Regions from separate parts of the Homo sapiens genome. Here region 1 is linked to region 2. The links are chromatin contacts, found by Hi-C or POLR2A ChIA-PET in ENCODE. All regions are on one chromosome and are shown on one strand. Each heading gives the region's core, a stretch centred on a gene start or an enhancer-like site at or near the end of the contact. The rest is flanking DNA. Distances are from core to core; before and after follow the strand shown.

Region 1 (3,785 bases), core at 582-3,081, 360 kb after region 2:
ACTCATTTTGGTGGTGGCCGCTAGTACTTAGCATGGCTGTGGCAATTTCTTAAAAATAAGACAACAATGGCATTTGCCACATACATTAACCCACCCTTTCACAAAAGATATTTTTAGCATGCAATGCTGTCAGATAGCATTTTACCCATAGAAGATCTTCTTTCAAAATTGGAATTAATCCTCTCAAACTCTAACGCTGCTTTATAAAGTAAGTTTAAGTAATATTCTAAATCTCCTGTTGTCATTCAACAATGTTCATAACATCTTCACCAGGAGTAGATTCCATCTCAGGAAACAAGTTTCTTTGCCCCTCCAAAAGTAGTAACTCCTCACTTATTTGTTTTATCATGAGATTTCATCAATTCTGTTACATCATTAAGTTCCACTTCTAATTATAGTTATCTTTCTAGTTTTATTATATTTGCAGTTACTTATTCCATTAAAGTTTTGTTATAGGACCAACAGTTTCATATGCTTACTGTCCAATAATAGTCCAATTACACTGAGACGTCAGATTTGGCAGCAAAGAAGGAGTTTAATAATTGCAGGGCACTGAGCAAGGAGATAAGAAGAGAACCCTAAATCCAGCTCCTCAAGGAGTTCTGGGTTGGAGGTTTTAAGGAGATCATAGATGGTGATAGGCTGGAAAATTTGGGTAATTGATTAGTCAGGGTAATAGGGTAAAGTCATCAGAACAAGAAACTACATTATTTGCTGAGTCAGTTCCTTGTGGGGTCCTCTAGATCAGCTGGCATCAGTGAAGTCTTTCAGATCAGCTGACATCAGTGAGATCCTTCAGACCAGCCGAGTCAGTAGTTTTAGCAGTATGCTGGACCTGAAGGAATACCTCAAAAGGAAAGTTGATCATTTCATAATGTTTAAGTTAATATTTATAGAAGGATTAAGAGGAACTATAGTCTTGTAACAGGGTCTGCATAATTCTAGGACAACAGCCAAATAACTGTGAGGAAGTGAGTCGGAGAACAAGCTAACCTAATGATTAATGCTGAATGTACTACAAGCTTGGTTTACTTTTCTCTTTTTCTTTCTTTATCTTTGATTACTTTAACAAAGTTTAAAAAGATAGTGTCATCTTGAAACTCTCAATATCTTACATGATGGTTGTAAGAATCAACATGTATACGCTATATCATAAATGAACCTTTAAAATATTATGTTACATAAAAGAAGCCAGTCACAAAATACCACATATTGTATGATTCTATGCATTAAAAATTGTCCAGAATAGGCAAATCTATAGAGATAGAAATTCAATTAGCAATTACCTAGGACAGGGGAAATGCAGAAACTAGGGGTGGAGAGAAAAAGGCTAAGGACTATAGGGCTTATTTTGGGGAGATAAAAGGGCTCTCCAACTGATTGTTATGGTAGATGCACAATTCTGTGAATATACTATGAAACATTAAATTTTACACAATAATTGATAAATAGTATGATATTTAAATTACATGTCAACAAAGTTTACAAAAATATGTGGACCATGTTTAGTCATTTAATCTTTAGTTTTGTGTCAAATGGACTGCAGAAACAAGATCTGTCACTGCTACTGTTCTGGACACTCTTCTAAAATATATTGCATAAGACAGATGGCATGTCCATACAAGATCCTTGATATTAGCTGAAGGATAGCACTCATAAACATAAAAGGGAAATTAATCACATCTGTGTGAACAGATCATTTACCTTCATTTGTCTCTTTGCCATCCACATGCTCAGACTGTTGATTTAATGATATTGTATGTACTTTGACTTATAAGGGTTACATTTTAACTTCTTGGCTAATTTATCTTTGGACATAACCATGAGAAATGACAGAAAGGAACAGCAACTGGAAAACAAGCATTGCATTGCACCAGGATGTCTGTGAAATGGACTTCAGTAATTTTGCTAATACAACTGAGCTTTTGCTTTAGCTCTGGGAATTGTGGAAAGGTGCTGGTGTGGGCAGCAGAATACAGCCATTGGATGAATATAAAGACAATCCTGGATGAGCTTATTCAGAGAGGTCATGAGGTGACTGTACTGGCATCTTCAGCTTCCATTCTTTTTGATCCCAACAACTCATCCGCTCTTAAAATTGAAATTTATCCCACATCTTTAACTAAAACTGAGTTGGAGAATTTCATCATGCAACAGATTAAGAGATGGTCAGACCTTCCAAAAGATACATTTTGGTTATATTTTTCACAAGTACAGGAAATCATGTCAATATTTGGTGACATAACTAGAAAGTTCTGTAAAGATGTAGTTTCAAATAAGAAATTTATGAAAAAAGTACAAGAGTCAAGATTTGACGTCATTTTTGCAGATGCTATTTTTCCCTGTAGTGAGCTGCTGGCTGAGCTATTTAACATACCCTTTGTGTACAGTCTCAGCTTCTCTCCTGGCTACACTTTTGAAAAGCATAGTGGAGGATTTATTTTCCCTCCTTCCTACGTACCTGTTGTTATGTCAGAATTAACTGATCAAATGACTTTCATGGAGAGGGTAAAAAATATGATCTATGTGCTTTACTTTGACTTTTGGTTCGAAATATTTGACATGAAGAAGTGGGATCAGTTTTATAGTGAAGTTCTAGGTAAGTATTTTTTTCAATCAGTAACATGAAGCTCTAACTTATTTGTGTCTTTGAAGCAGAGCTTATATAAAGCCATAAAGTCAGGGTAGTGGGGTTTTGGTAAGTGAATTTATAAAACAAAAATACAAGATGATCTATTAATCTCACAAATATTATAGAAAAGCTTAAATTACAGGGTCAGTTAAAACCCTGTGGCCATCACTCACACAGAACACCCCAGGAAATCATAAACCTATACATTAGTGCATCTAAGACTTTAAGCAATTACACATCTGTTTTACTATACATTGTTTTACATCTTAAAAACAGTAAAATCCATCAAATAACTTCTTACTGAATGCATAGATTTAGAATGAGTAGTTACACATTTTTCTACAACTATCTATATAACTGCAGAAATTGTTTTTTCTTGTAAACTTGTTTTCTTATTTAGAAATCAAAAGATGTTCCCATATTACCAGAAGGTTTCCTTCACAGTAAAGAGAGATAATGTCTATACCTCAGATGCAAAAATCAATAAGGGCAATTTGAAGTTTCTAATGTTTCTATACTCTTTCACGAAAGAATTGGAAATCATTAATTTAAAGTCCAATCATCTTGTTGAAGTGTGAAGGTTGTTATATCTACATAGTTTTTTGAAACTATGTCTCTTTATTAGAACATATGAGACAAATTAAGGTTGAGTACAAATTTTTATTTCAATAATTTCTCAAAAATTTCTAGCTATAATGTACAAATATATTTACTTAAAAATATTATTAAGATCTTAGCTTGAATCTAAAAGAGTAGTTGGTACAAGGATTTCAGCCATACTCTCAACATAGTCCACAGTTCACTTGAACCAAAGATAAAAGAATTAGCTTAATGAGTTGTGTAAACTAGACTATTTCTTAGAAAATTATTTTTATGGGTAGAGTAGAATTAATTGATTATGGAGCTCAAAGAGTTGTTTAAATGTCCGTATGCTACTATTGAAGCTTTAAGAGAAAAGAAATTTTCTGTTTAACTTTCTATGGCTCATTTTAATAATTGTTTATGATTATGAGCATACTGATGCGACATTAGAGATGTAGCTTAACCTCACAATTCTCCTACTACTTTGTCTTTCTTATAAATACACATGGGCAAAATATGTAATACATAAAATTAAATTATATCTATATATGAATATGTGTATATATTTTTC
Region 2 (3,898 bases), core at 1,162-3,661:
CTGAGATGAAAGGCACCAAGTCTCTAGACTGCACACAGCATGTGGACCCTGAGCCCTGCCTAGGAAACCATTTTTTTCTCCTAGACCTCTGGGTCTGTGATGGGAGAGGCTGCTGCAAAGGTCTCTGACATTCCTGGAAGACATTTTCCCCATTGTCTTGAGGATTAACATTCAGCTTTTCATTACTAATGCAAATACATGCAGCCAGTTTGAATTTCTCCTCAGAAAATAAGATTTTCTTTTCTATTGCATTATTAGGCTGCAAATTTTCCAAACTTTTATGCTCTGCTTTCCTTTCAAAAAGGAATGCATTTAACAGCACCCAAGTCACCTCTTGAATGCTTTGCTGCTTAGAAATTTCTTCTGTCAGATACCCTAAATCATCTCTCTCAAGTTCAAAGTTTCACAAATCTCTAGCCCGGGGCAAAATGCCACCCGTCTCTTTACTAAAACATAACAAGAATCACCTCTGCTCTAGTTCCTAACAAGTTCCTCATCTCTATCTAAGACAACCTGAGCCTGGATTTCATTGTCCATACCATTTCCAATACTTTTGTCAAAGTCATTCAACAAGTCTCTATGAAATTCCAAACTTTCTCTCATTTTTCTGTCTTCTTCTGAGCCCTCCAAACTGTTCCAATCTTTGCCTATTACCCAGTTCCAAAGTCGCTTCTACATTTTTGGGTATCTTTTCAGCAATGCCCCACCCTACTAGTACCAATTTACTCTATTTTTCTGTTTTCACACTGTTGATAAAGACAAACCAGATACTGTGAAGAAAAAGAGGCTTGGCCAGGCGTGGTGACTCACACCTGTAATCCCAGCACTTTGGGAGGCCAAGACGTGCAGATCATGAGGTCAGGAGATTGAAACCATCCTGGCTAACACGGTGAAACCCCATCTCTACTCAAAATACAAAAAATTAGCCAGACGCCTTGGTGGGCACCTGTAGTCCCAGCTACTCGGGAGGCTGAGGCAGGAGAATGCCATGAACCCGGGGGGCAGAGTTTGCAGTGAGCCGTGATCGCGCCACTGCACTCCAACCTGGGGGACAGAGCGAGACTCTGTCTCAAAAAAAAAAAAAAAAGAAAAGAAAGAAAAGGAGGCTTAATTAGACTTAAAGTTCCTCATGGCTGGGGAGGCCTCAGAATCAGAGCAGGAGGTGAATGGCACTTCTTACATGGTAGCAGCAACAGAAAATGTGGAAGATGCAAAAGTGGAAACCCCAGATAAAACCATCAGATCTCATGAGACTCATTCACTATAATGAGAACAGTATGGAAGAAACAGTCCCCGTGATTCAAATTAACTCCCATAGGGTCCCTCACACAACACATGGAAATTATGGGAGTACAATTCAAGATGATATTTGGGTGGGGACACAGAGCCAAACCATATCAATACTCATCAGTGATACTGGCTTGTAGTTTTATTGTTTTGTTATGCCCATGCTTTGTTTTTGTGTAAGAGTAACATTATCCTCATAGAATGAGTTTGAATTATTCCCTTTTTTTTTTATTTCTCTTTTTCTTTTCTTTTTTTTTTTTGAAAAGGTTGAGTCAGATTGGTATCAAGCTGTTACATGTTGGGTATAATTCAAAAGTGGGATCATAAGTTTCTGAACCTTTTTATTTTGATGAAAGACATTTTATTACTTCAATAACAGCTTCAATCCCTTGCCCATTATTATTTGTTTGATGTTTTCAACCGCTTTATAGTTCAATCTTAGTAAGTTTTGAGTCCAGAAATTCATATATTTCTTCTAGGTTTACTATTAATTTATCATAACAATTCTAATAGTTTTGTATTATTTTGGTCTCAGTTTTTATGTCTCTTCTTTTTCCATTTCTGATGGTTTTTATTTGCATCTTGTCTATGTTTTTCTTGCTTAACTTAGCTAAAGGTTTGTTAACATCATTGATCTTTGAAACAAGTCAGGGTCACTGGTCTGGTTGTCTAAGGTGTTATCAGAGCTTGTGATCTCAGGACCAAAAAAATTAAGAAGCGTGGTTACAAAGGGTGAGGTTGGAGCAAAAATTTAATAACAAAAAAACAAAGCTCTCGGCAGTGGAGAGGGTTCCCTGATGGTTGCTGTGTTACGGTTGTATTCAAAAGCTCTTATGAGGAACTGCTTTCATCTCTGTAACTGAGTAACTTTTCTTATCTATAAAACTGCCTGCATAGTTTCATCTCTGTAACTGAGTAACTTTTCTTATCTATAAAACCGCCTGCATATCTCCCAGTTATTCTCTGTCATTGTGGATATGTCTCCAGGAAAGCACAAAGTGCTGTTTCTTGCGTTTGTATAATGATGGGTTTGTTTTAGGTACACCCCCCTCCTCTCTTTGCAAATTCCCATGGAGCCCACTGTGTACATGTCTGAAAAGGGGAGGACACTTTTTCCTGGGAGCTTACTAATCATACAAAGAGCAAAGGGTTTCTATGCTGGACATTGCATGCCTTGCCTGCTTATCTGTGGCTTATCTGTGCAGGTGCACTGTAGCTGTGATTTTTTTTTTAGGCAGGCAGCTTCTGCAGTCTGAGTTTTTCCCCAAGCTGCTCTATTTTTCCTGTAGTTGTGAGTTTTCAGGAAGGCAGCATTTTTGAGGACCAGCCTTAATTGTTTACTTAACTGATTTTCTCTTTTCTTCTCCATCATCTTCACAAAAAAACAACTTTTTGTTTCATAGATCTTTTGTATTGTGTTTATTTTAGCCTCAAATTTATTTAACTGTGTTCTGGTCTTTATAATTTCTTTCTTTCTATTAGCTTTGGGTTTGGTTTGTTCCTGCTTTTTTAGTTCTTTGATGTATAGGATTAGGTTATTTGAAGTCTTTCAACTTTTTTGATACAGATGTTTGTTACAAGAAACTTTCTTCTTACAGTTTTTTTGGCCATCTTCCATAGATGTTGGTATGCTGTACTTCCATTTTCATTTGTCTCACAAAATTTTTAAATTTTCTTCTTAATAACTTCATTGACATGTTTGTCATTTAGCAGTATGTTTAATTTCCATGTGTTCATGTCTGTTTTCCAGATTCTTCTTTTAATTTATTTTTTGTTTTATTTCATTGTGGTCAGAAAATATACTTCATATGATACTTGTGTTTTTGAATTTGTACAGGCTTGTTTGGTAGCCTATCATAGAATTAAGGGAGACATTTTTTGTGCTAATAAAAAGAATGTCTATTCTACAGCAATTATGTGAAACTTTCTGTATATGTCAGTTAGGCCCTTCATATCTAGTGTGTACTTTAACTCTGATGTTTCTGTGTTGATTTTCTTCCTGGATAATCTTTCCATTACAGAGAATGGGGTGTTAAAGTCTCCTACTATTGCTGTGTTGCATGCTAGTTTTGCCTTTAGGTCTGTTAATGTTTGCTTTACATGCTTGAGAGCTCAGGTTTTGGTAAGTATAATGACTAAATCTTGCTAAACTGACCCCTTCATTATCATGTAGTTACTGTCTTTGTTTTTTGTTTTTTTTTTCCCGTCTGATTTGTAATCTGTTTATAACTACACCTGTACTTTTCTGGTTTCTAGTTGCATGGAATATATTTTGCCATCCCTTCACTTTCAGTCTATGTATGGCTTTATAAGTGAAGTGGGTTTCTTTAAGGCAGCATGATTCTTTATTCAGCCATTCTATGTCTTTTAACTGAGAACTGAGACAATTTACATCCATTTTTATTATTGACAAGTAAGGCTTACTAGAGCCATTTTGTTGATTGTTTACTGTTTGTTTTTAGACTCCTCTCTTCCTTCCTTCCTGTCTTTCTTCATAATTAGGTGATTGTCTCTGGTAGTATATTTCAAGTTGCTGCTTTTTAAGTACATCAATGATAGATTTCTTAACTGTGGTTACCAGTAGACTTACAGAAAACCATTTTAGAGATAT

Evidence for each region. Hi-C counts contacts between places; a loop is a spot of excess contacts on that map. ChIA-PET counts read pairs that join two places held with the same protein, here RNA polymerase II (POLR2A). Pooled maps may share reads with other maps.
Region 1: a map of Caco-2 shows a loop between it and region 2 (9-fold over the local background). The contact joins the promoter of UGT2B7 here to the enhancer-like site in region 2. A Hi-C loop is called at or near these places in 3 of 168 maps with a recorded cell type or tissue (Caco-2, HepG2 and PC-3) and 2 of 50 pooled maps. POLR2A ChIA-PET finds 5 or more read pairs at or near these places in 1 of 52 experiments (HepG2).

Annotation. Positions count from the first base shown.
Region 1 is chr4:69,094,643-69,098,427 of GRCh38, forward strand. It overlaps UGT2B7 (UDP glucuronosyltransferase family 2 member B7), which reads left to right and starts at 1,832. Exons shown (of 6, transcript NM_001074.4): 1 at 1,832-2,599. The coding sequence starts at 1,879.
Region 2 is chr4:68,730,905-68,734,802 of GRCh38, forward strand. No RefSeq gene overlaps it. Among named protein-coding and RNA genes, the nearest start is that of UGT2B15, 62 kb to the left of the region's middle. Within about 2 kb of position 2,412, at least 3 of the 41 ENCODE cell types and tissues checked have a DNase peak (open chromatin) inside an H3K27ac peak, as active enhancers do.